Linked DNA regions of Homo sapiens: region 1 is linked to region 2. Evidence: chromatin loops called from intact Hi-C (ENCODE). Cell type or tissue: mesothelial cell of epicardium. All regions are shown on one strand. Each heading gives the region's core, and the rest is flanking DNA. Links, peaks and the distances in the headings are about the cores only. Region 1 has its middle 24 kb from the start of DACT2. Region 2 has its middle 82 kb from the start of FRMD1.

The links. A loop is a pair of places that touch in the nucleus more often than their neighbours do. Peaks named below come from ENCODE experiments on the same cell type or tissue, not always from the same donor. Only the 100,000 strongest peaks of a DNase experiment are listed, where the experiment ranks them.
Region 1: a loop joins it to region 2, with 4 times the contacts of the local background. A loop is called at or near these places in 48 of 110 quality-filtered maps.

The regions. Positions count from the first base shown.
Region 1 is chr6:168,335,860-168,351,094 of GRCh38, reverse strand. No RefSeq gene overlaps it. Among named protein-coding and RNA genes, the nearest start is that of DACT2, 24 kb to the right of the region's middle. RefSeq lists an enhancer at 3,085-3,585. In mesothelial cell of epicardium, for the core only: no CTCF peak of the experiment used is centred there; a DNase peak (open chromatin) is centred at 8,241.
Region 2 is chr6:168,153,828-168,169,062 of GRCh38, reverse strand. No RefSeq gene overlaps it. Among named protein-coding and RNA genes, the nearest start is that of FRMD1, 82 kb to the right of the region's middle. RefSeq lists enhancers at 1-774, 10,418-11,416, 11,417-12,414, 12,415-13,414. In mesothelial cell of epicardium, for the core only: no CTCF peak of the experiment used is centred there; DNase peaks (open chromatin) are centred at 7,502, 10,572, 11,162, 12,112 and 3 weaker places.

The DNA of each region.
Region 1 (15,235 bases), core at 3,730-11,729, 180 kb before region 2:
CATATGATCATGTTCTCTACAGATGGAGATAATGTTACTTCCTCGTTTCTGCGGATGCCTTTTCTTTCTTTTTCTTGTTTGATTGCCCTTGCTAGGACTTCCATGCTATGTTGAACAGAGTGGCAAGAGTGGGCATCCCTGCCTCATAGCAGATCTTGGTGGAAAAGCTTTTAATTTTCCCTCTTGTACACAGTTGGTGGAAATGTAGATTGGTACAGTCATTATGAAAAACAGTATAAGCTTCCTCAAAAAATTCAAAATAAGAACCACCATATGACTCAGCCTTTCCTCTGCTGGATATAGATTCAAAATCCATGAAACCAGTGTCTCAAAGAGACGTCTGCACCTGCATGTTTATTGCAGCACTGTTCACAACAGCCAAGATGTGGGGGGGAAGAAAACCTTAAGTGTCTATTGGCAGACAAATGGTTTAAAAAAACTGTGGTACATACACATCATGAAATATTATTTAGCCCTAAAAAGGAGTGAGATCTTGTCATTTTGCCACTGCATGGGTGAACCTACAGAACATCCTTCTGCTGAGTGAAATAAGCCAGACACAGAAGGAAACATATTGCATAATCTCACATGTGGAAACTAAACAAATATTTTAAATCAAATATACAGAAAGAACAAAACAGTGGTTTACAGGGACGTGGTGGGCGAGGGGAATGGGGAGATGTAGCAAATGTGTAGGTGTCTGGAGATCTCGTGTACAACATGGAGAGATGTAGACATGTAGGTGTCTGGAGGTCTTGTGTACAACATGAGGACTGCGGGGAAGGAAGCATTTGGAATTCATGCTGAGTAGATTCTTGCCACTGCTGTGGTCAGGCTGTGTGTCCCCACCCACCTCTTCTTGAATTGTAATCTCCAGGTGTTCAGGGAGGGACCTGGTGGGAAGTGATTGGATTAAGGGGCTGTTTCCCCCATGCTGTTCCTGTGACAGTGAGTGAGTTCTTACGAGATCCGGAGGTTGTATAAGGCACTTTTCCCTGTTCTTGCTCTCTCTCTTTCCTGCTGCCGTGTGAAGAAGGTCTTTGCTTCCTGTTCAGCTTCCACTATGACTGTAAGTTTCCTGAGGCCTCACCAGCCATGCAAAACGGTGAGTCAATTAAACCTCCTTTGTTTATAAATTACCCAGTCTCAAGTAGCATCTTTATAGCAGTGTGAAAACAGACTACTACAGCCACCTTGTCACAAAATCAAACAAACAAAATGAGTAACTAGGTGAGATAATGGATATGTACTTTGGTTCATCATAGTAACCTTTTTACTGTCTATCTGTACCCCATAATATCATGTTGTATACTTTAAATATACACAATACACACACACACACACACATATATATATATACATATATATAATTTTTTTAAAAAAGAAGCATTTGGGTCTAAAATAGGCAGGGTTATCTGGGAACCTGAACCCCTAATGTTTCTCTTCCACTCTCCACTCATCTCCACGCCTGGAGGAACAAATTCTGATGACATCGAGCATCAGAACCCAGCTCAAGCCCAGCATAACTTTGCCCTAAGAAACAATTTTATGGAATTATTCATGAGGATGTACTTGCAGACCAGCTGAGCATAACCTACGTGTCTCTCTCCCTTGGAGGTCTCCATGATAAACGTAGGAGGGACCTTTTCTTTAGGTGAACGTCTGCCTTCTGCAGTGGCTGCCATCTGGGCCCTGGGCTGGAACCCGCCTTGGGTTATTCTCTGTGTAGATCCCTCCTGACAACAAGGGCACGGACCTACACTCCATAAAGGGCAGGCAGCTGCCGTGGTTTCGATCAGCCCTGTTAGAGTGTTTAACTGGGGCTTGCAACAAGAAAAGAAACTTTTTTTTTTCGAGATGGAGTTTCACTCTTGTCACCCAGGCTGGAGTGCAGTGGTGCAATCTCGGCTCACTGCAACCTCCGCCTCAGGTTCAAGCAATTCTCCTGCCTAAGCCTCCCAAGCAGCTGGGATTACAGGCACCCGCCACCACACCCTACTGATTTTTGTATTTTTAGTAGAGATGGGGTTTCACCATGTTGGCCAGGCTGGTCATGAACTCCTGACCTCAGGTGATCCACCCGTCTCGGCCTCCCAAATGCTGGGATTACAGGCGTGAGCCACCATGCCCAGCCAAGAAAAGAAAATTTCCTAGAGTAATTTATCATAGAAGAGACTGATTTACGAGCAAAAATCACTGCAGGCCCAAGTGTGCTGGCAGCATCTAACGGTGCCCGCACCTTCCAGGGTGAGCATAGGGCAGTGCAGCACCTGAGGCTGGCAGCGGGCAGCCTTCCCAGAGGCCTGGCCCAAGCCTGCATCCCTCTCTCCAGACCCGCTCTGCTCTGCACCTGCTTTTCATGCCAGGGTCAGCAAACTGTAGCCCACCAACTGTCCTTGTAGTGTCTGTGAGCTGAGGATAATTTTATATTTCAAAAGATTTGAAAAAATAATCAGCAGAAGGAGAAGACTTCGTGAGGGGAAAATTATATGACAGCTAAATAAACATCCATGTCTAAAGCTTTGAATGTCATCTTGGCTTTCTCTGCTGCCACCTAAGTACCTACATCGTACCCTCAGTTTTACCTCCTGTCCCACAAGGGCTAAAACACTTGCTCCCTGGCCCTTTGTGGGATAAGCTCCGACCCTGCTCTGTGTGGGAGTGACTACGCTTCCCCTGCAGGAGGCTGCTGCCGCCCCATGAGACAGACCCAGGACGAAGTGTTGACTCTCTTAATTCTGGCCTCAGGGCCGTGCTCCAAATCCTGGTCACTTCTTTCTGGGCCAATTCTGAACCGTCCCCATGAGGTGAGGGGGCTGCTTATTTGTGCCATGTTTGCTTATCTTCATGAGCAATGAGTTCACGTTACATGGAAGGGATGGGTGGAGGAGAGGGGCCTGTGAGCTGGGCGGGCGGGTGCCCATGGTCAGGAGAGGGGCCTGTGAGCTGGGCGAGCGAGGAAGGGGCTAGGACAACAGGGTCTCCCCACAGGTGAGCGAGGAAGGGGCTGGGACAGCAGGGTCTCCCCGCAGGTGAGCGAGGAAGGGGCTGGGACAGCAGGGTCTCCCGGCAGGTGAGCGAGGAAGGGGCTGGGACAGCAGGGTCTCCCCGCAGGTGAGCGAGGAAGGGGCTGGGACAGCAGGGTCTCCCCGCAGGTGAGGGAGGAAGGAGGTTCCACCACTTGGGCAACACTCAGCTTAACCAGCGAGTGGAACGCGTGCTTGCAGAGGGCGCCAGGAGACACGTGTAAGCATGTTGAGCAGCATGGTGGTGGGGATGAACGCCCTGCAGGCAAGAGGCCTGGAAGAGCAGCTGTGGCGGGATCACGGAATACGGCACTCTACAGTGAACACGTGGACCAACTGCTCTCCACACATCAGCAAGCACGGACCCGAAACACGGCACTGAGTGAAATAGCAGGTCAAGCTTACAAATAACCACGGCTTCCATTGGTGTTCAAAGGTGGCACTTCTACTAACTCACTAATACAGTCACTTAAGACATACAGATTATGATCATCCATTGAACAGATCAGGAAACTGAGGCTAGGACATCACACCGCCTCTGAGTATCAGAGCTGAGACCGGAAGCCAGGTGCCTGGAGGGCTCTTCACAGCAATGCCATAATCAGAAAAACACAGTGTGATTCCCTTAATATAAAGTTCAAAACCAGACCAAACCACAGATGGGGAAAATGTTTAAAGATAAAATTGGGTGGGTGACAACCCCAGCCCCTGAGTAGTCCCTCCCGCTGTGCGGGACGAGCCTGTGCTCTGGGCGGGTTCTCGGGAGTCTTGCATTTTTAAGCAGGACAGTGGTGTTATGAGTGCTCCTCTTGCTAATTCATACTCTCTAGATGTCTGTGTTCATTCCCCACACTCCTGTACCGAGACCCGCCCAGCCCCAGTAAAGCCTGCTCCATCTCCCTTCAACACTCTGACCCAAACATGGGACTGTGGTCACCCCTCTCTCACCCAGCAGAGCCAAGACAGGGTGACAGCACTGACTCAACAGAGATAAAAAGGTGATGTGGACCTGGGAGTCACCATCAGACAATGTGGCTTCCACAGCAGCTCCTGGAAAGCCTCTCTCATCAGGACCTGGTTCGACCCAGAAGCCTGCACTGTGAACGAGCCTCCCGCTCCATCACCCGCACCCAATGCTCAGGGCCTCCAGGACCAGAATTTGGGAACCACCAATCTAGAAAACGTAGCCCACAGCTAAGCTCTTCCCTTCACACTTTCACCTGCACCCATGCCTTCAGGAATTCAAGTGTTACTGAGCACCTGCCATTGCCTGGCCTCTCTTCTAGGAGAGGTGAGCACAGTATTTATACAGCCTGAATGTGCTGGCTGCAAAGAAAACTGAGCAGGGTGCAGAAGGCCGGGGGCAGGGAGGCCCCAGGCAAGTCCTGGCTGGAAACATGGGCCTGGAATGCACACCCACCGCCTGGAAACCTCAAGGTCCCCACGAGCCAGAGCAACCCAGGGTTTTTCACGTCTCTCCTAGTCTCACCCCCATAAATGCTCCTCCCTGTTGCGGGGTGGGGTCTGGGGACCCCCCTTCCCTGGGGGAATGGCCTCCCTTCCCCGTGCAGGGCTCCCAGGCACCTGGACGTGGCAGTATCCACCAGGTCAACGAACAGCCAGGCAAGAAGCCCTCTGTCCATCTGGCTCCAGAGGATGTGGTTTGTTCCTTCGGCCTCTGAAGCCAGAGTGAGTTTCGGACGGGGTATTCTGGCCCTCTGGGGTCGCGTCCTTCTCTGCATCCCTGACAGCTGCCGGGCATGGACTGGAGCCACAGCAGGACTCACCCAGTCCCCTTGCGCCTCCTCCACACGCTGCTGGTTCCCGTGGAAGTGAATGCGTACACAGGCACCTCTGCATCCGGCTCTAAAGCGCTTGGTGACTCCATGCCCTCCCTCTCCGGCCTGGCTCTGGGGGCTGAGCCTGGGCAGCAGGCGCCCTCCACACCCACACTCCCTCCTCTCCCAAGGGGACCCCTGGCTCCTCATGCTCATAGCTTCCCCTGGCTGCCCCCCAGCTTCCCCCAGCTGTCCCCCGGCTTCCCCCGGCTGCCCCGGCTGCCCCCCGGCTTCCCCCAGCTGTCCCCCGGCTTCCCCCGGCTGCCCCCCGGCTTCCCCCGGCTGTCCCCCAGCTTCCCCCAGCTGTCCCCCGGCTGCCCCCCGGCTTCCCCCGGCTGTCCCCCGGCTTCCCCCGGCTGCCCCCCGGCTTCCCCCGGCTGTCCCCCGGCTTCCCCCGGCTGTCCCCCAGCTTCCCCCAGCTGTCCCCCAGCTGTCCCCCGGCTTCCCCCAGGGGCCCTCCAGTTTCCCCCAGCTGCCCCCCGGCTGCCCCCCAGCTTCCCCCAGCTGCCCCCCGGCTGCCCCCAAGCTTCCCTCGGCTGCCCCGCCGGCCGGGGGGGGCTGTGCTCACTCCTCCCTCAAGGCCCAGCACAGACGTGCAGGGAAGGGGTGAGGTCCTCACCCCAGTGGTCAGTGCCCACGGTGTCCACGCTCAGAGCTTCCCCACAAGCACTGGGACTCAGCCCAGGCTTCTTCCTCCCCCAGGGCGTGAGGGTCCTGAGGGTTCCTGCAGCCCCACCCCCAGGGGAGGCGGCGCAGCCCAGAATGTTCCATGGACAGGACGAGGCGCCCGCGCTGGTGACTGACTCGCTGGACGTCCTGCTTAGGACGCCACGTCGCTGGCATGGGTCTCTCCTCGCCAAGGTTTTCACACAAGCCCAGACCACCCCCTGCAGGGACTGCCCCAGTGGTTCCTGATCCCTACCTCTAAAAATCCGGCCTCACGGAGGGTGCTCTGTAAAGATTTCACTCCCTCCCCTTCTTGCCAGCAGGTTCACACCGCACGCCCCTCTCCCCGCAGGGTGGGAATCAATTCTGCTTTAAAAGACACCTAGGAAAGGGGAGTCCCACAGTCGCAGAGGAGACGTCCTCTGCTGTTGTTTGCAATCGGCTCTCGGCTCCTCCACGGCACCCACCTGCTTGTCTTAGCTCTGCCGTCTCTTCCCACAACAGGTCCAAGTGGGCTCTCGGGGAAGCTTCGCCGACAACCCTGTGTTCTGAGCATGTAGATCCGGCCTCTCCTGGCTGCACAGTTTCTGTCACAGGCTCCTTCTCTGTTTCCACCTGGATTTGTACCCTTTACTTGAGATATTTACTCAACGTGCTAGTCTGCTGCCCGGTATACAGGGAAAATTCAAATGATGGCTGCTGTTATTATTTCTCATTCCATCTAGATTCCAATCCTCTCAGGGACAAAACACTACCCTTTACTATTGTAGCCTGACCCTAATATTGCTAATAATAACTGACATTTATTGAGTGCTGGCAAAGGGGAAGGCCTGTTCTAAGAACTTCATGCATATGAGTCATTAACTCCTTACAACCACTCCATGATGGTCAACACCATTTGGAGACCCAGTGTACAGATATGGAAACTGAGGCACTGAGGGCCTAGCACCCCACAGCCAGGCAGTGCCAGAGCTGGGCTCACAGATGCAGAAACTCAGGCACTGGGGGCTAGGCCCTCACCCAGGCAGTGTCAGAGCTGGGCTCATAGACAGCAAGAGCTACTTAACCTGTTGTTTAATGCCTAGGGCTGTTCATGCTACAATTGTGGGCTCAGCCATTTTGGTTCTTAAAATAATGTGTTTGTATTCTTGGAGACGGAGGAAGAAGATGGCCATATTTAACTGGAACACTTCTCTCCCTGAAGGACCAGCGCTCTACCCAGTTGTATGCAGTTTCCTGGAAATGTAAATTTTCCCACAACTGGTAGGTGTAGCACTAAGCTGTTGGGGCCAGGACTTGCCGTACGTAGAAATGCACAAATCTCTGCTGTTTCTTGTTACTCACGGGAACTCAATCAACAGCTTCGCTACCAGATTAAGCTGCAACAGCGGGAAACACCCTCTGAAGAGCAGCTGCCAGGACCTTGAGATTTTATGTGATTAAGAAAATCGCACTCTCTTTGCTAGGAAGCCTCTGGTGCTTGCACAACACTTTAAGACCAAAACTCATAAATAACATCGGTAGTTTAATTACCCAGGCCAGCCTGAGAAGCTAAATCGCCATCTCCCCACCTCAAGTTCTCAGACATCCGTCAGTGACGCCCAAAGTTAACACGTGGTCTAAATGCATCAAGTTCCTGTTAACACTTTCCACAGGCAAACAAGGGTCCCTTCCTGTGCCCCGGGTTTCTGGTGTTCACCAGGGTGTGCTGGATATAGGATCAGGTGTCTGGCCTTGAAAAGCACCAGGTCTCCAACTGAGGGGCTCTGCAGGGGCAGGTTCTCCGGGCAAGCACATTCGGTCACCTGCAGAGCTGCACGTAGACCAACCATGGAGAGGCTGGCTACACCATGTGGGGAGGGATGGGGAGGGCTGGCACGAGTGACTTTTCATAGTTGCCCTGTAGCTCTCTAACAGGCAGCCAGGGTGAAGGCAAGTGCAGAGGGAGGCTCTCCTTGTGGTGGCCGGAGACCACGCAGGACACCTGGCAAGCACGTTCACGTCAGGCACAGAATCCGCACGTGGTCCTCCCGTCTCCACAGGTGGGCTCCCTGTACCCTTCCTGGTCTCCACCCATCATCCGGTTTTCTCCACAGCGCTTCCCCTTCAGTATGTTAAGGTTGAAAAGGGGTGCGAAGTAAAGAAGTCACCACACCACGTGATCCAGCTTGAGTCTTGCTCTGCTGCAATTTTTATCCTGTGTCTGGGGTGGCAAGTTGGTCCTGCCCCGCTTGCGGAGAACTTTGCAGGCACACAGCACCAGGGTCACTTGAGCCACTGGGAGCTTCCCCTCCTGAGCACAGAACATTAGGAAGCAAGCTGGGGTTCACCTGCAGCGAGCTGTCAGCTGGGGCAGTGGCACTCCCTTTAGGAACCTGTATCAGCGACAAATCAGACCCTTCTCACAGCCACTCACAGCAAGGCTGAAAACACACCTTTTTCCTGAAAAGTCGGTCGATTTCTTAGCATCTGAGATTCTAACTCAGGCCAATTCCTAAAAGACGTATTTCTTCTGACAGAAGAGTAAGTTTTCCTGAGCTGTCAACACTCACAGCAATTCAGGTCCCCCAGGGCACTCCCAAGCCGTCCTTCTGGCTCCTCGCTCCTCACCACAGGCTGCTTCTCCACCAAACACGGAAGGCGTGCGCCCCGCCCGCCCAGAAACAGGACGAGCCTGTCCAGCCAAGGTGCCGTGCCTTTCCATCAATCTGTCACTCCTTACACCTCTTCTGGACACATGCCCAGCAGAGAATTAGTCTCTGAAACCTGCAGACTTCCTGACAAAGAGGAGGTCTTCTGGCTCCGTCCAGGGGAGCCAAGCAGGGCCTGGGTGCCGCCAGGGCGTGTCTGAGCCAAGCAGGGCCCCGGTGCCGCCAGGGCGTGTCTGGACTCAGTGGGTCCTTTGCGCCAACTCATTGGACCCAGGCGTCAATTCAAATGCGTGGCATTAAAATGTGAGGAGAAAATAATAAACCCACATGTCAAGAATGACCCCTTGATCAGGAGGAAAGTGGCCCAAACCACCCGCTAGAGACCCAACTTTCAGAAGGCTTTTTGATGAATGATGAATTTAGGCAGCCGGTGGCACCTGCCAGAGCTCTGCAATCTGATCAATCCGTTCTGAAATCAATCAACAGCAAAGTATTGAGTACTTACTGCAGCCTTCCACAAATGATGTGCTACAAGTGAAGTCCAGGCATGTAGCCACCTTCCAGCACCTTGCAGTTTAATGCGGCACATAAACATAACTCACAGGAAGAAAGGTTTAGAAAATAACCACGCAGATGTTTTCCACCTACATACCAACACACACCGTTACTGTTTTCTAGCAAACGTCCACCGCTCTGCCACCTACAACACTCCCCACTGCCTTAGACACTCTTTCCAAATTAGAAAACAAAACAAAACAGCCAAAGTTGCTGGAGTGAAAATCCAAGCTGAGTATGAGAGTGGACACGAGAGGCTGGAGGCAGTAAGGGTTCATGGGACCGAGTTCTGTTGGGGAAGGTGTACAGGGTCTGGAGGTGGATGGTGGTGATGCTCACACCGCAGTGTGAATGCACTTAATGCCACTGACCTGCACACTTAAAAATGGGTAAGACATTGAATTTTATGTTACATATGTGTTAGCAAAATAAAAATATCTATTAGTTGGAAACAGGGAGAGGATGAGAAATCACAGTTATAATTTTTTGCCAGATAAAGTGATCTCAGTCAATTCATTCGACTGCTGCTAAAGAGAAAAAGCAACAAAATATTATTTCTCTCATTAACAATTTTCTTTTGGAAATTGACATCGAAGTCCTGCTTGTTTCAAATCTTTGGCAATGAAAGAGAAACTGACACACAATTTATTCAGGGACACTCACGAGGTGACCACAGACTTCATGACAACCCAGAATTCCTTCCTTCCATGTTCTAGCTGGACACGCTGCTGACAGAATGTCCCTATGTCTTACTGCACTTACTCAAGCTCAGAGAACCCTCAGTTTCATAAATGGATGCCATCAGTTTCTGGACACATTGCCCAGAAGGCTGAAGGGATCCTACCACTTGCTTGCATTTGGTCTGAGCACCTGGCCTGAGTGCCTGCTTGCTGAGTGCATTCCTGACATGGGCTAGACACAAACTGAATGAAATGGCAGTCTGGGAATTCAAGCAGAAAACATCCCGAAGTTGTCTGGATTCTGTAAGGGTGAAGAATGGGCAAAATTCGCCTGCAAACCCCACCAGCTCCCCTCCACCATGAAACCAGTCGTTAAGGAGGAGCTAGTGGTGGGACGCATCCTCCACAAAGAGGAAGACATGGATGTGTCTTCGCACCGATTCTAAGACAGGTGACCCGAGCCCACAGAGGGAGACGAGGCCCTGAGTGGCGTCAGGGAGGGCGCATGGTAGGATGGGACATGGGAGAGGCCTGGGGGGAGGGCAGGTGCATGTCCTGGCACCTCAGGGGAGGCGTTCACAGCCAAGGGCACCCTACAAGCAAAGGGGCAGCATGGCTGAGTGAAGGCCCAGACTGGACCTCAGCAGGCCATGAGCTTGAGAACAGGAGGGACCGGACCAGGCAAAGCCCGCAAGGGACCATCTGGATTTCCTCCATGGAGCCTGCCAGGACCACATGGATGTACCTGCATCCACCTGGGGCCCCGGGGACCACACTGGGCACCAGTGATTTATCACCAGCCGCAAATGGCAAAGGCAGCGTACCATGGGAGAGGTGTTTCTCCAGAGAATCTTGCGGAGCAGCAGAGGCATTCCATGTGATTCCTGTAGGCCCATTTCCTCGTAGACAATGGGATCCACAGTGTGGCAGCTTTGAGGTCCCTAGGAGGTCTGCCTTCAGAGCCTGTGCTCTTAAACCACAGGATCCCCTCCTCCCGTGGTTCACTATGAAGTCTGACATCCTCAGGCCACAGGCTGGCCTAATACGGGCCTTGTGTCAGTTACTGGGATCCAGTTTCTCCATTATATAATGGGAAGACTAATGAATATTCATAGGTTACTTATGAGGAATAAACAGACCAATGTTTCTAAAACACAGTGCCTTATATAGTAAATGCCTTATAAGAAGAAAACGGTCTAAAAGTTAGACTATACATAGAATTTAATTCCCTTTAATTCCTTGCCTTTCAGGATTATCTAGTTATAAATATTTATATTTTGTTGATTTCATATTATTTAAATAGTTTATACTTATTTTAAATTAATGCAATTAAAAAATAATAATCAGTCTAGCAAGGCTGTGTGGGAACACAGTGCCTAGGCGTGGCTGTTGAAAGCGTGAATCAGTACAACTTTCTGAGGGGCAACCTTTTCAATGTACATAAGCCATTCACCTTTTGTGTCTGTTTTCTAAAGATATAAAATAGAGATGAACACGTATTTAGCTGCCAGTGGACATGTCGTAGCAAGTGTGTCCATCGAGGTCGAGTCGGGAGATGATGCAGACCCAACGACTTAACAAAGAGAATTCGACATAAATAATCACTAGCTGTGAATTCAAGGACTGAAAAGAAAACACCGAGGTGCTCACTGAGTGAGCTGCAGGAAGTGGAAGGAGCAGGCTGGTGCTCCCAGGGACTTCCTGGCAGGAAAGACACAGATGGCCAAGTGTAGGCCCAGACCTGCAAAGCCAGCACTGTGGGCGATGGGGGCTGAGTGAGGAGTCACCCCGTAGGCAGCACAGCAGGGATGGGGTAACTGCATCCAAGCTGCAGATTCATAAACTGTTACATGCACCAACAAAGATTGAACATCCATGTAACCATGAGCCAGGGCAGGTGACAGAGACAGAGGACAGCACTCACCCAATGCCAAGCAAAGAGCGCAGGTTACCTGTGTGATGTAGTGTGGCTCTGTGTCCCCACCCAAATCTCATCTCGAATGGTAATCCCCCCGTGTCGAGGGAGGGAGGTGACTGGGTCATGGGGGCAGTCTCCCCCATGGTGGTCTCGTGATAATGAGTAAGTTCTCACAAGATCTGATGGTTTTATAAGCATCTAGCATTTCCCCTGCTTGTACTTCTCTCTCCTGCTGCCATGTGAAGAAGCTCCTTGCTTCCCCTTCATCTTCCACCATGATCGTTAAGTTTCCTGAGGCCTCCCCAGCCATGCGGAACTGTGAGTCAATTAAACCTCTCTCCTTCATAAATTACCCAGTCTCGGGAATTTCTTTATAGCAGTGTGAAAACACACCTATAGTGGTGTAAATGCACTGTGTGCACTATGTAATTTCATTTTTAACATAAAATATAAGGCCCCCAAAAGATAGAAATGCACCCTAAACAGGGTTGTAGAAATGTGACTCTGGAAGGTGAGATTGTGAAAACTGTTTCTTTTTCTTTCTTTTGTTTTTTCCAATTGTTCTATAATAAGCATGTATTACTTTTGTAATGGCAAGAAAACAGTACGTTTTTTGTTGTAATAGATTAAATGTATGAACAAACAGGTGAGTCTAGTTCACATTTAGGTTTGGGCTGGGAATCCTGTCTGGGGCTGGGAATCCTGTCTGTTCACACCACAGAGCAATGACAAACCCGGTTCCCAACACTCACCCCACTCCAGTTCCGGGCTGATGCTCCCAGAAAATACCTTCCTGCGGGGAGTTTTGCAAATAGGAATCTTTCCAGTGATGGTAAATATTGGTAAAGATACCAAAACACTTCTTCCTCTGGAGGCTGTTTGCTTACTTCCCGGTCACCCTCGGTTTCTGCCAACCATTCTTTGAAATCTCCGTGGATTCTGTTTAAATTTCCCCTTCTCTTTGCTTAAGAAAATGTCATTTTTTTCATTTACTAAGTATTTATTATTGACCCAGTTATTTATACCCCTCCTTATTTTATGAGGAACTTAATAAAGTTGGCATTCATGTGTAAGCTTACCAACATACAATTAAATTACATGAAATGGTCAATATTCAACTTTTTTTTTTTTTGACACAGAGTCTCACATCTCACTCTGTTGCCCAGGCTGGAGTGCAATGGCACAATCTCGGCTCACTGCAACCTCTGCCTCCCTGGCTCAAGCGATTCTCCTGCCTCAGGCTCCCGAGTAGTTGAGATTACAGGTGCCCATCACCGCACCTGGATAATTTTTGTATTTTTAGTAGAGATGGAGTTTCACCATGTTGGACAGGCTGGTCTTGAACTCCTAACCTCAGGTGATCCGCCTGCCTCGGCCTCTCAAAGTGCTGGGATTACAGCACTTTGACCCACCATGTCATAGGCATGGTGACCTACCATGCCTGGCCTATTCAACCTTGTTAAATTAAAAAAAAAAAACAGCAACTTCACATGGTTCAGTCTAATGTAAAACACGTGTCTAATACTGAAACACACTCTGTAAAATTAATTTGGATTTTATTTTCCATTCAACTTTTGTTTAATTGGCAGATCACATAAAATTGCATATAGCCATGTACAATGTGGTGTGTTAATACATGTTTACATGGTGGGATAATTAAATCAAGCTAATTAACATATTCACCACCTCACATACGTACTGTTTTTGTGGTAAGAAGATTTAAAATCTACTCTTTTAGCAATTGTGAAATATATATTATTATTAGGTGGAATTTTACTACACATTGGGCAGATTCTGATTATAACACTGAAATGGATTTAGGTTTTACATGGATAACTTTTAGACCATGTTTACCTGTAAAACCTATGCCTTTCTTCTACATTCTTGTTTTCCTTTCCCCTATCCTCCAAAAAAAAAAAAAAAAGCATGACTCTGACATGCTTTCTTCACATCAGAAAATATTTTACACACATTTCTATTTACACTCTCCAATGGTTGTAATTACAAAATCTATTAAAATGTTTTTAAAAACTTTAAAATATCAAACACAACCACATATGTGCACAATATAATTTAAAAAGGAAAACAATCATATTTCCCCAATGAAACCTAAAATCTGTATTTCCTAAAATATTCTTATATGATTTATATTTTTTTCTTAACTATAATTCACTAAGATAATGTTATTATTTTATTGTGTACTGAATTACTACATATTTGGATATCCTCTTTTATATCATAGTTCTAGCTAAACTGGTTAGTATTTGTGAATCTTGTTTTTTCTCTTAGCTCCCCATTCCTTCCAGCATATGCTGGAAATTTTCTGTTATCTTCAGCATCTTTGATCTGTGTGGACAGAATGCTGAATGTAGGTGTGAAACTTAAATGCAAATGAAACTTAACTGAAATGCTACATGCTTTCCGTTTTCTTCAGTAAGAAGCATGCACATGACTAGCACTAGCTAATGCAGTCTGAGTACTTGCAAGATATCTAACATTGTTCTAGTTGCTTCATGTCTGAACTCCTGTATTTCTGCGATTTTTGTTGGTGATAACTTCTGTTAGTACCCTCACTGTGCAAATAATGAAACTGATGCACAGACAGCAACTAAGTGGCCAGAGGTCACACATAATCTTTGTGTTTAACTGGTAAAGCAGAGAAAAAAGCAAGGTTCACCTCACCCTCATTACTGAGGATGCAGCAGTGTGCATGTGTGTGGGGTGCTGGTGCAGGAAAGGATGGCGGCTACTGGAACGAGATCCCCACTCACATCCTGGGAAAACAAGGTGGCAAAGGAACACAGAGGGCCACAGTGCCTCTGCCTGGACCCTCAGGACCAGCAGGCCAGTTCAAACTGAGGCTTAGCTGCACACTCTGGCTCTTAGAGTCCTTGGGCTGCACGAAAAGAATATGCAACTTCATGCACCTTCTGGAATGGCTACCACGAAACAGACAGACAACACCAGGTGCTAGTGGGATGTGGACTGACAGGGGCTCCTGCACACTGCTGGTTGGATATGCAATGCACAGCCACTCTGAAAACTGGCAGTTTCTTAAAACATTAAGCATCTGTCTACCCTATGACCTAGCCACTCCACCCCAAGATATCTACCCATTTCCAAGAGAAATGAAAACACATGTCCACAAAACGTCTCATACAAGAAGAATCAGGAGAGTTCGTCTATAACAGCCACAGACTAGAAATAACCCAAATGCCCATCCACTGGTCAACAGACAAAAGCGGTTGCAGTATCACCCTCAAAAGGAGGGAAGGATGATTCCTGTAAGATGGACAAATGTCAAAAGTTCTGGAACAGGCAGGGCTAACTTAGGGTGCTAGAAATACCAACAGTGAATGCTTGGGGACTGGGCCAAAGAAAATGTATGAGCTATAGAAATGCTCTTCCCTGACTCCATATATGTGTGAGTTACACGGGTGTATACAACAGTCAAAACTCATTAGACTGTATCGTTATGATTTGTCCATTTCACCATATGCTTAAATGAAAAAGCAAACAAATCACAAATATGCATAATCTATGATCCAGCAATTCCACTTCCGTGTATATCCAACTAAAAGAAATGTGCAAGTGTCAGGGCAGCAACAGCCGAAAGAGGAAACAACTGGATCTTGTGTTAGTAGCAGAGTGGATAAACTGTACCTATGTTCATGAGGATATATTATTATTCATTCTGCTGCTAAACTTAACTATATCCCCAGGGATATAGTTACATGCTGCTACTACATGCAGCAGTAAAAATGAAGGAAATGGCCAAGTGCGCTGGCTCTCCCCTGTAATCCCAGCACTTTGGGAGGCCGAGGCGGGCGGATCACAAGGTCAGGAGTTCAAGACCAGCCTGGCCAACATAGTGAAACCCTGTCTCTACTAAAAATACAAA
Region 2 (15,235 bases), core at 4,217-12,216:
GCTTAATGACTGTATTCAGGAAGTCCCCCGCTTAATGACTGTATTCAGGAAGTCCCCCGCTTAATGACTGTGTTCAGGAAGTCCCCCGCTTAATGACTGTATTCAGGAAGTCCCCCGCTTAATGACTGTATTCAGGAAGTCCCCCGCTTAATGACTGTATTCAGGAAGTCCCCCGCTTAATGACTATTCAGGAAGTCCCCCGCTTAATGACTGTATTCAGGAAGTCCCCCGCTTAATGACTGTATTCAGGAAGTCCCCCGCTTAATGACTGTATTCAGGAAGTCCCCCGCTTAATGACTGTGTTCAGGAAGTCCCCCGCTTAATGACTGTATTCAGGAAGTCCCCCGCTTAATGACTGTATTCAGGAAGTCCCCCGCTTAATGACTGTATTCAGGAAGTCCCCCGCTTAATGACTATTCAGGAAGTCCCCCGCTTAATGACTGTATTCAGGAAGTCCCCCGCTTAATGACTGTATTCAGGAAGTCCCTCGCTTAATGACTGTATTCAGCGCTTTCTATGAGCAACCCTTATACAAGCTTTGCAGATACAAAAGCTAAGAATATCGACAAAATCATCGTCTTTGTGGAGCTTACATTCTCTCACCCCCGTGACTCGTCAATCCCCAGGTCCTCTGGACTTCACTTCCTAGGCCTCCCTCAAATCTGCCCCCACTCTCCAGCTCCAGGGCCACGCTGCAGCCACCGCAGCAGCTCCCCAGGCCTCAAGGTCCCAGCTGAACCCTCTCAAATCCATTTCCCATGTTGTAGGAAGAGTAAACTTTCTGTACAGAGGCTTGTTCATGTCCCCCCAATGCCTTCTCAATGAAAATCAGCCCTTCAGTGAACCCCCCTGGGTCCCCTGAGGCTGGTCTCCTGCCTACAGCTCTGGTGGCACGTCCTGCCCCTGGCTGTCCCGCCCCTTGCTGCTGGCTGCTTCACTGGCCTCATCTCTGTTCCTCAGATGCTCTGTCCCTTCCCACCCCAGGATGACCCAGCCCAGCCCATCCTCCTGCACCCCCGCATAGCAACCTCCTATCCCTCACACACAGCCCCTGTCACCCCTGGAGGGAGGCTGCCCCTGTTACTCATCCTCTATGTACTGAGCTTTGACAATTTGTCTAGAATGTCTCCTCCCATTAGACTGCACAACCACAGCAGCCAGGACATCACCATTGCTTCCCTGGGGCTCAGCCTCGGGTTCCCTGGAAGAGCTCCATTAATATGTGGGTTATCGTTCTGTTCCTACAATTGTTGGACTGATCATCACCCCCCTCGTCGCTGCCTTTAGAAGCCATGCAAGAGAGAATGGATACGCTAATGTGACTCCATCTGGGACCTGAATGGCCCACCTGACAGGTGGAGGCTGGGTGGAATGTCCCTGGAAATGCTTTCTAACTCACTTCCAGAGCACTCACCCCAGCACACTCACCTCCCCTGCACCTGCCCCCAGCGCACCGCATGTATCTCATCCTGATTCTGATTCCCGCTGGCTCGGCTACTCTATGACCCTCTGTCCTGGGATATCCTAGCTGAGTTTAAGGAGAAAGGTCTCTGTGAGGTGGCCTCTCCCTTCCTCTCCACAAGGCTGGACAATTCATTTGGCTGTTTTATTAAAATGGTGATATGGTTTGGCTCTGTGTCCCCACACAAATCTCATCTTGAATTGTAATCACCATGTGTCAAGGGAGGGGCCTGGGGGTGGTGATTGGATCATGTGGGCGGTTTTTCCCTTTCTTTTCTCATGATAGTGAGGGAGTTCTCATGAGATCTGGTTGTTTCATAAGTGTCTGGCATTTCCCCTGCACACTCTCTCTCCTGCCACCTTGTGAAGAGGTGCTTTCTGCCATGATTGTAAGTTTCCTGAGGCCTCCCCAGCCATTCAGAACTGTGAGTCATGTGTTTATAAATTACCCAGTCTCAGGTAGTATCTTTATAGCAGTGGCAGAAGGGACTAATACAAATGGTTTTATCAGTTGTTTTCACATTATGGAGACACAACCTTGGGATGAGTCAAGGCAAAGACTCCGTTGAATAAAAAGCCACTTTACGTCCTCATGCAGATTTGCCTGCAGGTTGAGGTCACAGGCAGTGGTGCTCTGGGCCTCTGGCTTCACCTGTGCAGCATGGGGAATGGGGCCATGTGCCTCACGTTGGGATTTACAAAGACATCATCCTAAGAAGGCCACCCAGCTAGGACAGATGCCTGTGTGGGGCACTGAAGCCTGCTTCTCTGAGTTTGCCAGGGCTGTCCTCACACAAGATCGCACACCAGGTGACTTAAACCATAGAGAGCCATTGCCTCACAGTCCTGGCCGCTGGAAATCTCAGATCAGGGTGTCGGCAGGGTTGGCCCCTTCTGAGCCTAGATGGAGAATCTGTTCCAGGCCTCTCTCCTTGGTGTGTAGACGGCATCTTCTCCTGTGTCTCTTCCTTGCGTGTGTCCAAATATCCCCTTTTTATCAGGGCAGCAGTTGTACTGGGTTAGGATCTACCCTAATGAACTCACTGTCACTTGATTACTTCTGTAGAGAGACCCTATTTCAAATAAGGTCACATTCGGAGATACTTGGGGTTAGAACTGCAACATATGAATTTTGGGGACACAGTTCAACCCATCACAAGGTTGGCATAATAACAGTAATAATACCCCGATGGAAGAGGGCCTGGATTTCAGTTCTGAGCTCAGTACCTCTGTCTCAGTCTCTCCTATATAAAATAGGCCTAAGTATATCTATTATACGCGATTGGAAAGACAGATTCATAAATGTTGCAAAAATGTTCTGAGCTGTTTGAAGCCCTGTACAGCTGTACAATTCACAGCATACCTGGCTGCCTTGTGTAGTCCCATTGGCAGTCCTGGGTCTGTCCTGGACTTGGAATACAGAAGACACACAGCCACCATGAGCCACAGACTCTGGTTGAAGTAAGACCCCTGCCCACAGCCACCCAGGCTGAGTGGGTGCCAGCGTCCGAACAGGGCTCTCCAATCACGGAGCCCCTGCATGGCGGAGGGTCTGCCGAAGCCCCTGTGTGGTGGATGGTCTGCCGTGTTTCTTCACTTCTGCTTTTTTAATGAGAATTGAATCAAAATGAAAGGAAATTAATTGCATGTTTGAGGCAACAAACCATCCAATCTTCAGCAGACTTTAGTTGTTGATTTATTTTTAGATAATTATTGATATGGGGACAGATAAAAGACACATTTATCATAAGGAGCCAACATCAGGAGCAACACCAAACTCAGGCAAAATGATCACGATATAGTGACAGAGGTGGCTCTTAGAGCACTTTGGTTTCTGTGTGCGCTTCATCCCATGTGCCACACCACGCCACGCACTGAGCCCTCCATGTGGTGACCACATGCTGTGGAGATTCGTGCATCCCACCCAGGGAGTGGGCAGGAAAGTCAAGCATGAGGTCAGTTCTTGGGTCCAGGATGATGACGAGGCCCAGCCCTCCTCACAGGAGCGGCAGGAGGAGTTTCAACATATGATGCCAGCGAGAAAACATCCCTCATAAAATAAAAATGACATAACAGAATGATGTGGTCCTGGTGGCTGAAGGGAGTGACTCTCTTTCCAAACACTCTTCCATGCTCTCGGGAACCATTAGTCATGGCCCATCATCTCCTGCCATCCACCCTTTAATTAAATTTGCTCTGCTGATGGCCTCGTTAACAAACATGACAGCAGGTTAAAAGAGGGAAAATAATTATTAGAGAGTCAATGCTTTCACAGTAACCCAAATAAAAGCTTATATTTGTCAGAGAAGCTTTCACCAAATAGACAAGATCCACCTGACCACAGGAAGAGATGCATGATGTTGTTTCTCCTCCCTAGAGTCTGAAAAAATAAGACCAAATCCACAAAATGCCAAATCCTATTTAGTATTCCAAAAACAAAGGTGCCTAATTGCTACCTCCTCTGTCAAAACATATTCTGCTCTTAGTTTTCCAAGCTGTATTGTCACACATGTCATTTCAAACTCTGGAAATCCTCTATGACATGCACCAAATGGACCTACCCGCCTTCAGGTAAATCGATGTTCATTCAGCTAATATTTCTGTGTAGCTTCTATGTGCCAGGCTCTGGGCTAGACTCTAGAAACACCATGTCGAGAAGACAACACACTCCCAGACCTCAGGGTGATACTTGAGTTGCAAACATCTCGTCTTTAACAAGGGAGCTGGGAGTGCAGTGCTGAAGGTTCAAAGCCTGATTTCCACCCCCAGCTCTGCTGCATTCCAGCTCTGCAGCTGTGGGCAAGATTCGGTCTCACTGCCTCAGCTTCTTGGTCTGTAAAATGGGGATAATAGTCCCTGCCTCATAGAGGTACTAAGGGAATGAATGCGCTCAGACATATGAGGCACTTGGAATGATGCCTGATGCTTGCCAAGTCATGAATAAATATCAGTTATTCATCATCATCATCATCATCGTTGTCATCAGTGTTAGCTTTCCAGCATCGTAACTCTTTTCACAATATTCAATGGAGTCCTGGCAGCAAAGAAAATCTAGAAAGAAAAGCTGTACTAATATGGCTGAATGGAAATAATTTCAACACTTCATTTTAAAAAGCCAAGTGCTTTTTTAAAAAATCAGGCTTTATTTACCTATCAAATGATTTGTAATCGAATTTGATTACTCATTTTTCCCATGAATGAGATAAAAAATGCTTACTTAGAAAGCAATCTTAAAATTATTTGTTTAAAAATCTGAATTTCATCAAATAACCCTGGAAGTAACTCTCAAAATGAAATAAATTTCCAGAAACTTTTTACCATCCATGCAGAACTAAAGAAAGTATTCTTTCAATTATGCCAATTTACGTGTGATAAGTAAATGGCAAGAAACTCTGTGAAAATGTGCAATGCTTTTCTGACGTCTGCATAAAACGTGATGGAGGGGGCTCTTGAAGTAAATCAGTTTCTAGTTCCCCTAAGTGATAACGACAAGAGGTAGACAACCCTAGAATTAAGAACTTTGAATCACTGACCCCTGAAGAATTCACTGATACCTGAAGAATTCACAGAGCCTAGCCCATTTACCATGTTAGTCTCCAAAGCCCTGACGTGACCTATCCGAGGTCAGGGCAGCAGCCAGAGGACCTCCCTGGGCTGTTTGGAGTTTTGCAGACAGTCCTGCAGGTCTTTCTAAAGCTCAAAGTTATCCTACATTCCTCTGTGAGGGGACTGAGTCCAGTCACAGTCTCAAAGTTTACAATTGTTTGTTTTGATCATATTTCTGGTGCTTACATGAAATTAATTTAAAAAGTACCGGAAAGTAACCCACAAATTTAGGTTTCCAAAGAACTGTACAGAAACTATTATGTTTCAATCAACAAATCACTGGAAGTTGGGAGTTTTACGAAGCACTCTGTTACATCAAAGCTGATGCTGCCCGAGCCCTGTTTTCTCCACGCCAGCCTCTCTCCTGCCTCCCGCCGAGGGCACTGCCACAGAGCAGCTTCCTCAGTGCTTTGACCTCAGCTGGTTTGTGCGGCCCAGCAGCAAGCCTTTATCTGGGGAATCTCCAGCTGTCAGAGCACCAGCCCTGGACACAGCAAATGCGTGCCAGAAGAACCAGCTGACCTACATACTCTAAAAGCAATGTGAGGGTTCTGATGTGTCAAGCCATTAAAAAGCCCTGTTTTCCATAACTTAGCCTTTCCCAGTCCTCACCATGGGCTGTTGAAATCTCTTCTTGCTCCAAACACCAGTAGCCACGTTTGCCTCTCCCGTCTTTCCAGGAGAATCTGCTGCATGTGGTAGGTTGTTAGACATTCTCCTCCCACCGTCAGCCAGCGAGCCCCTCAGTGCAGCAGTGAGATTCTGCTCGCCTCTCGACATCTTTCTGTGTCAAATACGAGGCCCTGAGTCAACAAATACCAACTGACTTGAATTTTACTTAAAAACAAGCAGGCCAGGTGTGGTGGCTCAAGCCTATAATCCCAGCACTTTGGGAGGCCTTGGTGAGCAGATCACCAGAGGTCAGGAGTTCGTAGACCATCTTGGCCAATATGGTGAAATCCCGTCTTGAGAATCGCTTGAACCTGGGAGGCAGAGGTTGCAGTGAGCTGAGATGGTGCCATTGCACTCCAGCCTGGGCAACAAGAGTGAAACTCCACCTCAAAAAATAAGTAAATAAATAAAAACAGGCCAACTCTTGACTGACCCAAGGTGAACCCACTCGTTCCTTTTCCACTCCCAATATCTTCCCTAACTCTCAACATTCCATGCTCCTCAGTTCTGGAAAACAGAGCCAAAAAGAAAAAAACTCAACCTTAGGAATAAGCAGAGGTGCCTCTGAGCTCAGAGGTCTAAAAAGAAAGTCACAAAAATGTGTAATATATCCAAGTAGAAAAGAGCCACTTTCATTCTGTGTTGGAAATACAAACATATAAACACACGCTTGAATTTATCTTGTGTTAGACAAACGGAAGTGCACACAGATCAGTGTTTGTGAACATATCAACCTCACTAGGTCTGAGACTTGAGCCAGGAATTCAGCGTCACAGCTGCATCTGAGGGAACCGCCCCACTGCTCACCTCCATCTAAATGAGTGTCCTGCTAACCGCAGGGCTGGAGCCACTTCAACCTGGGCAGGCTCAGATTTTCAGTTCAATCTGCACCAGCCATACCAAGAAATCATCACACTTTCCTCTTGAGAATGTGGATCGGTGGCCAACTAGTCTTACCTGGAAAAAAATATTTTAATATCTTTTATGTTTGAGTGATCAGGAGAGGCAAGGATAGGGCGATTCTAACAGTGAGGGCAAGAAGATTGCCTGGTGCATTCAGTAGCTCGTTCCTTTCCTTCATTCTCATTTGAAGGGAGCTTTTTAGATGGAGCAATAATGTATTTCCCATAGCCTTTTCAAGTTTCCATCCCGACTGATGGAATTTAAGGTGTTAAAAAGCATCCTCTAATGGTTAAAACATCACTGAGATCAGAGCACAAATTACCACTTCTGCCTGGAAGGGATAGCTGTGTTTAACCTGTAAGCCTTCAGTCCTCACCACAGGTGGGGCGGATAGACCCTCAGAGAGAGGAAAACCGCAGACATAATTGAGAACATGGTGCATACCCGTGCGGCAGGAGAAAGCTCTGTTCTTGGGATTGGCATTGCCTGAGACACAAAGAACCTCCTCGTTCATATTCTAACGACATTCACGGAAAATCAGAAGCAAAGTTGCCAGGCTGAGGAAGACTCATGGTTCAGGACTCAAAGAGAACTTCGAAACTCTCTTGAAAATAAAAATAATTCCTCATCATCGCTTAAATAATTGATATGCCCCACGCTTCGGTTGTCAGTGTTCAACATGGGAAAGCAGCGGGCACCAAAGGCAGTCTTGACCAAAGCAAGTACCCGGCCCGGGATTCCAAAACGAAGACCTGACCCCAGTGTCAGTGCAGAGCTGAGGCGGGCAAGGGTCGCTGGGGGGCCTGGCAGGGGCTGCTCCTCCCACCCCGCACCCAGAGAAGGGCCTGCCAGGCTGGGGGGTAAGGGGAGCACTGGAGACACTGGGGAGGAGCAGCATGGGGAGGGGAGAGGCGCAGCCCACCGAGGAAGCCGCCCCGTCGGGGGATGGCAGGACGGCCAGGGTGACAGTGGGGCTCCTCACAGACCAGGTGGAGTTGCCACGCGTCATTGATTATTAAATCTACGGCATTCCCAACATTCTGGCCTCTCTAGAGTCAGGCTGCTTGTTATGGACTATGGGGAGGCGGTCGTGACTGGACATCCTTGCCTCCTCACGAGTGACCTCGGCCATGCTGCCGTTACTGCCACTGAGCCATGGGCTTCGCCTGGCAGAAGCCTCAGCCCGCAGAGGAAGGGGCCTCTCAGGCACTTGAAGATCAAAAAGAAGAGCCACGGGGTGGGGCCCAGCACAGGCCCCTGGGCTGGAACCTCTGGGATAAAGACTTCTGCCCTCCGGGTGCTCCAAGGTCTTGGCCCCAAGGTAGGAACAGGTGACATGGTTGTTACCCCATAACTCCTTCGCCAGACAACCACGCCCCCCAATGCTTTCACCCATAAACCGCACCAGACAACCATGCCCCCCAGTGCTTTCACCCACAAACCGCACCAGACAACCATGCCCCCCAGTGCTTTCACCCATAAACTGCATAAGGTTTAGGAAATAAAATGTAAGTCCTGGTTGTTGGCTGAAAGCATTCGGTGGATGCCACCACGTAAGATCGAAGAAAGTGAACATCACACCTGCGAAACTGTTGTCAGGGCGGGAAGGAAACCCTGGAGGTCAGGCAGGTGCTCTAAGAAGTGTGTGTCGACCAAGCCTTCAGGGACATGGTGGACGGTGTGCAGAAACCACCCCTCACCCAAGATGGCCCAGCCTCCCAGCTTCCCAGACTGTCCCTGTTTTAGCACCGAAAGCTCCTCTGTCCCAGGCAATCCAGACGGCTGCTCACTCTGTCATCAGTGACTTTAAGGAACGAGGACAGGGTCTCCGACCATGCTTCAGGGAACCCTTCCGTTCCCACCACTACAGTTTCCTTTTTATGCATTCACAAGGATGACATCTGACAATCTGGGCCCGAATTAGCCCTTACTCCTTCTGTAAGAAAAAATGTAAAAAGTCTAAATGGTAAGAAAGATTTGACTCGATTTAATTGGCACCATTTTTTGTAATGAAATAGGAAATTGTGGTGTCCATCTCCCCATCGATGGCTCTTAGCTGCGGTCATATGTAGGACTCACTCCAATTATCAAAGTAATTGGGGCTGAGGAAGAAAAGACTCCTCCTTCAGAGCTTTCAAACTGCATTACTTTAATTGAATATTCTCCTTTAGTCCAGGAAAGGGGGCATGATAAAAATAACAAATGTATCAGAGAGGAAGAAAATTGAAGAGATTGAACAAAAGAAGGCCGAGGGGAAAAATGCATTTTCCTATAATAACAACCAAGACTAACATTAATACAGCCCTCTAAGGAAGGCACTATTACCCTCCTCATTTTATAGATAGGGAAACTGAGGCACAGAGGAAGTAAGCCATTTGCATAAAGTCCCAGGTCCGAACGAGATTGGTGTCACACACAGGCTGCCTAGAGCCAGTGCTCCCAACCCCAGGAGTTCACCCCAAATGGCCCAGAAGAAAGTGTTCTTCCCCACACCACTGGCTTTGTCCTGGAGGAGCCCCTGAGCTCACCTCAGTGGAGGTGAGCATTTGGAAACTCACCTGCTAATGGAGCTTCCAAATCAATATTCAACCAATTCAATCAATATTTGTTACAGGAGAAAGCGGAGCGAAGCTTGCAATTGTCTCTCTGTTGTGTACCAGATGCTCTCCTGACACTCCGTGCAGGCCTCACAGCCACTGTGGAGCAGATGCTGTTTGCTCTCTTTGTGTATAAACAGACTGGAGAGTTTAAATGGCCCAAATTTACAGAGGCACTGAGTGGCGGAGCTGGAATTTAAACTTAAATCCATCTTGGCAAAGCCCAGATCTTTACATCACATCAGTGGTCTTCAGCCGGGGTCTTCAAACATAGCACTCAGAGTGATGAGTGAGAAGATAATCACGTGGCCGTGCGTGGTGGCTTACACCTGTAATCTCAGCGCTTTGGGAGGCTGAGGCAGGTGGATCACCTGAGGTCAGGAGTTCAAGACCAGCCTGACCAACATGGTGAAACCCCATCTCTACTGAAAATACAAAATCAGTCAGGCATGGTGGCACATGCCTGTAGTCCCAGCTAATCGGGTGGCTGAGGCAGGAGAATGGTTTGAACCCGGGAGGCGGAGGCTGCAGTGAGCCAAGATTGCACCACTGTACTCCAGCCTGGGTGATACAGTGAGACTCCATCTCAAAAAGAAAGAAGATAATCACGTGTGTGTGCGCGGGTGTGTGTGCATGTGTGCCTGTGTGTGCGTGTGCATATGTGCTTTGTGTGTGTGCGTGTGTGTGCATTGTGTGTGCACACATGTGCGTGTGTGTGTGTGCGTGCATGTGTGTGAGAGTGCGTGTGTGTGTGTGTTCACTTCACTGGTAGTTTTTTTAAATTAGTGATTATAAAGATGAAACTTTTGATGTAAACATTTACAGTTGAAAGACATTTTAATAGACTGGCTTTTTAAAGTCAGTGTTAAATTTTTTTTTAAGTCAGTGTTTGTCAACATTGAACCCATTTTAAGCGGATTCTTACATGACTCAGCTTTGAGACTCCAGGCACCATTGCACCTGCCCCACGTGCTGAGGGCTGGCATTCAAAGACTTCTTCGAGTGTTTGTGCAGCCAGCCCCACCATGCCAGGGAGAAGACAGACACGGTGAGCATTTCCGGAGCTCCACCTCTTCGCCTTGTGGGAACACTTCATTTGGAGAATCAATAAAATCCAGCATTTTGCACCTACTTCCTTTACCAAGCCCATGCTCCGGCAATGATAGGAGAGGGTTAGCTGCTTTTGTAGAAAACTGTTTGCTTAATCAAAAACAAAAAACAACTAGATTACTAAATCACTTCGCGTCTTGCTGGGCGGCAGAATCTGTCACGGCAACGCCAATTGATTTTTTCCAGAGGGCAGATGTGTCCATTTCAGAAGCGCTGGGATTTGGTTTTGTCGCTTTCCTCTGCCCTGTGGGGGCTGTTGCTTTAGCTGCAGAAGCTGGAAGCGGGTCTAACCCATCCCTGTGGTCACGTAGCAGTCTGTGGAGTCTTGGCTCCGTGGGACCCTCTGCTTGGCGACACCTTCCTGCTTGAGGGAAGATGACCAAATTAGGAGCAGCTGCTTCCACTTCCAATATAACAATGTAGGAACATGTTCAGCCCACTGTGTTTCACGGGCTTGCAAATATCTGCCTTTGTTAAAGGAGACAGAGGGGGTCAGCCCCCTAGTGAAGTGATGTTACAGTGATGAGCTTTATGCAGTTTAACCAAATGGAAGGATGACTGGGTGAAGTATGTTGACTTAGAAATCAAACAGTTTCTCCAGGTTTACCAAGGCTCCTGAAAATGTGAGTGTTTAGCAACCATAGACATCTTTTCTCCAAAACGCCTACTTCACTGCCTTTAAAGGAGACCTCTCTTTTGAAGTCTCTGCAGCTTTTATTCTAGGTCGTCATGTAACACTGTTGGCGAGCCCTCAGGCAGGTGGGTAGGTCCTGCCTTGAATACCAGAGCTGAGCTCTGGGAGCCGGGGCAGGGGGGACCCTGGGCCCTTCTCTGGGGGAGTGGAGAGCGGCAGCCCGTGCTGTGCTGGCTATGCACTAGTCAGCACAAACCCATAAATGAGAGATTAGCCATCTGACAGCAAAGCTGAAGAATAAATCTCTGGTGTTTACAAGGACGTTTTAGAACAGTGAGTAATGCAGAAGTGTCTGCTCCTCTGAGTCAGGAAGACTGACCCGCAGGGAGCCACAGCTTACAGACACGAAAGCAAAGGACCGTTGGCAAGCACGGATCAATACTACTGCTGGGTGGGCGGCTCGTCCCCAGGTTATTTTTTTTTTTTGGCAATGCCTGGCAAGAGCTTAAAGCAGTCAGAAGAGAAGATGGCCTCATCTCTGTAAGTGCCAGAAAAAGTGCGTCAAATGAGTCAAGTTTAAAATCACACCTAAGGTATGTTTCAGGAAGTGACTGTTGTGCTTTGTAGGATGTTAGCCTCCTCTCGGTCTTCTAAACCCTTCCTCACCAGGCCACACTCCAGCTGTATGAGCTGCAGTCAGACCTCATTTTAGCCTGGGAATGAGAGGGCTGCCAGACGCTCTGATAACCTCCACCTGCCAGGGGCCACCGAAACGTGGAAATGTGGCTACTAATTCAGGATGTTTTCAGTAATTTGAGTCTGGCTTATCCTACTGTACAACATTTCCCCCTGGAACTGCCATTTTACACTGAAAAGGCTGAGGCTTAACATGGAAATGACTATGGAATTCATACCTGAAGAGAGTAGTGTATCTGAAAGTAAAGCCCAGGACTCCTGAGGGACAACATTTTCCTGGAACTCATCTCATCTGGGCGGATTCCTGGGCACTGATGCTGTTGGAGGGTGGATAAATCTCCATGACGGTGCTTCGGGATTGACAGTGATGTATGTGTTGTTAGGCCCGAGGGCTCTCTGTGCACATGGCTTAGAACATCTGGACGGTACATGCATCAAGCATCTGGGCTTCTGAGCAAGGCATACCTCCTGGTCACAAGGTGGCTGCAGCCTGCTGACCACCATGTCGGCAGCCACCCTTCCCCATCACCTTTGCCACTGCCCCGCCCTGTGCCCGTGGCCTTGCTTTTCCTCTGCCCGGGATGTCCTTTAATGCAATTGCAGGTGCTGAATGTAGACGGGAATTGCTTCCCGAAATCTCGTGACTTCACTTTGCCAAAAGGAGACAGAGGTGGAGATTATAATATCACTTCTCTAGGGAGGCTGAACCCTCTGCCTCCTCCTATAAGAAAGGCAGACATTTGCAAGCTCATGAAAGCTATTTAATTCATTTTGAGAAGTTGAATTGCTTCCTGAAGTCTCATGACTTTACTTTGCCAAAAGGCAACAGAGGTCGGCAAAAGATGAATCGTTTCTCTGTATTCAGCTGGGACAGGATGGAGGAGGAGTCCTGATTTGAAGCATTTGTCAACTTTCAGGGTGCAAATTTTTCTCTCATGACCACTTCAAGCTACCTTAACATCAGCCTCTCAAACTTCCTGAATGTTTAGCTGATAGGAGCCTGCTCCAGTGCACCTGACTTTGCACTGACCCAGGAACACAGTACTCAAAAGGCAGGATCCTCCACCTGCCAGCTGCCATGGACGGCTCCTACGAGGCAAGAACTGCAACACAGCGTGTGCACCAGGGGGATGCGAGATGCAGCAACACAGGGTGTGCACCGGGGGGATGCGAGATGCAGCAACGCAGCGTGTGCACCGGGGGATGGGAGATGCAGCAACACAGCGTGTGCACCGGGGGATGTGAGATGCAGCAACACAGCGTGTGCACCGGGGGTTGGGAGATGCAGCAACACAGCGTGTGCACCGGGGGGATGGGAGATGCAGCCTGGGTGGAGCCCGGGAACCCAGGACAGAGTCCAGAGATCGGTCTCGCCACATGAGCATTTGATAAACAAAGTCACACTCGGCTTACCGTGCGCATGGGCTGTTTGACCAACACAATCAGTGTCCTGTTTTCCTGTGAATTATCATTGAATTCTGATGACATAATTATTTTACAATCTTTTTTGTTCTAAAAATGATATTCGTCTTCAAAGAAAGCAAAATGAGATCACAAAAACATAGAAAACGCCTTCTTTATGTTGAATATCACCAAATAAAAGGCGTGCTTGGCCCTTATTTTAAACCACAAGGAGTACATGTCCAAATACTGATGGATGTTTTCACTCTGCTATATGAATTCTTCAGGAGCCGACAATGAAATTAGATCACTCCACTTCATTTGAAACATCTTTCACAGACAGCAAAGCAAACACACTGATTGTTTTTTTTTCTTAATGGAATGTATAATGTGTTTTGTTAAAATCAATTGAAAACATCTATGTTCACAACATATAACAAGACAACATGTGTTCAAAACACATGGCAAGATGTCCTTCTTCCTGCAGTGGAGCTTCTAACCAGGCTTCTTACCAGACACCTGAGTGGGAAAAGACTTTGAGGATGAGAATGAGTCACTGTGACTCTCTGGTGAACTGTGCGAGGCTGGAAGAATGTTTGGGAGTCCTGGGATCCATCTCTTGCCCAAACGCTGAGTCATTGTGAGGCTCTGGAAAAGGGGGCACACATGCCCCCCTGTCTAGTTTCTCCATCTTCTGATGGGCCATGGTCATCTCTGTTCATGCAGGTTAAGGAGCGGAAGGTGGTGCGCTACAGAAAATCCCCAAAGCTCACTGAAACTGGAGGCCCCGCCACCCATGACTGTTGTCAGGGGCCTGGACAAGGGAAGCTACTAAGGTGAGGACACAGCCCACTCTGAGCCTGATTCCCAAAAGGGCTTGGCTTCTGTAGGACTTAATCATTGGAGGGAGTAACACAGTGGCAGCGATACCCCAGACCTGTGAGAAAGAAAAGAAAATGCCTCTGTCTGTGGCTTCCCCAACTTCCCACAGAGGTTGCAGTCATGCAGATGAACAGCTCAGCATGTCAGTACCCGCTTTGAAGAAATGGGAAGAGTTCTTGCATCTGAAAATCACCCAGTCCCCCAGTTACCATTGCACTGGCCCACCATGCAAACCCTGCAGTTACCATCAAACTGGCCTGCTATGAAAAATCCCCAGTTACCATCGCACTGGCCCGACATGCAAATCCCCCAGAAACCATCCAGCTGGCCTGCCATGCAAATCCCCCAGTGACCATGCACTGGCCGGCCATGCTGTCCCATCCTTCTGCCTTGTGCATGCCCACACTCGCCTGCTGTGACTTTTTCAGCCACAGGTGCTGCCCTGTGCACACACACTCACACGCTATAACTTTCTCATTCATGGATGCTGCCTACACACTCTGCACTGTGTTGAATGAAGTTTAGCCTAAAGCTGCCTTCTTACACATTTTACATTTGGCCTGAAGGTTTCTGTGTACACAGCGAACTGTCACCTAACTGGACATGGAAACAGACCTAACCCACTCTTGTACCAATCACAGAGTTTCAGCCAATCACAGGCAGCAAACTGTTCGAACTGTGTTCAAAAGGGCAAACACTGAGCTGTAACTGACCAGCTGTTTCTGTCCTTCCTCTCTGTTTTCTGTGCCTCACTTTGCTTTTTTGTCCATAAATTTCTTTCCACCCCAAGGCAGTGCCAGAGTCTCTCTGAGCCTATTCTTGATCAGGGGCTGCCTGATTGGTGAAGCATTTTTGCTCAATTACTCTCTTAAATTTAATTTGTCTATGATTTTTCTTTTCTTTTTTTTGAGACTGAGTCTCACTCCATTGCCCAGGCTGGAGTGCAGTGGCACTAATCACAGCTCACTGCAGCCTCGACTTCCCTGGCTCAGGCGATCCTCCCAACTCAGCCTCCCAAGTAGCTGGGACTACAGGCGTGTACCACCACACCACGATAATGCTTTTTTAAAAAAAATTTTGGAGAGACAGGGTTTTGCCGTGTTGCCAAGCTGGTCTCAAACTCCTGGGTTCAAGCAGTCCTCCCACCTCAGCCTCCCAGAGTGCCAGGATTACAGGCATGAGCCACCGTGCCTGGCCTTGTCCAAGGTTTTTCTTTTAACAGTTGTCTCACAGACATAACACCCATAATTAGGAACATCATTCTGAAGCATAA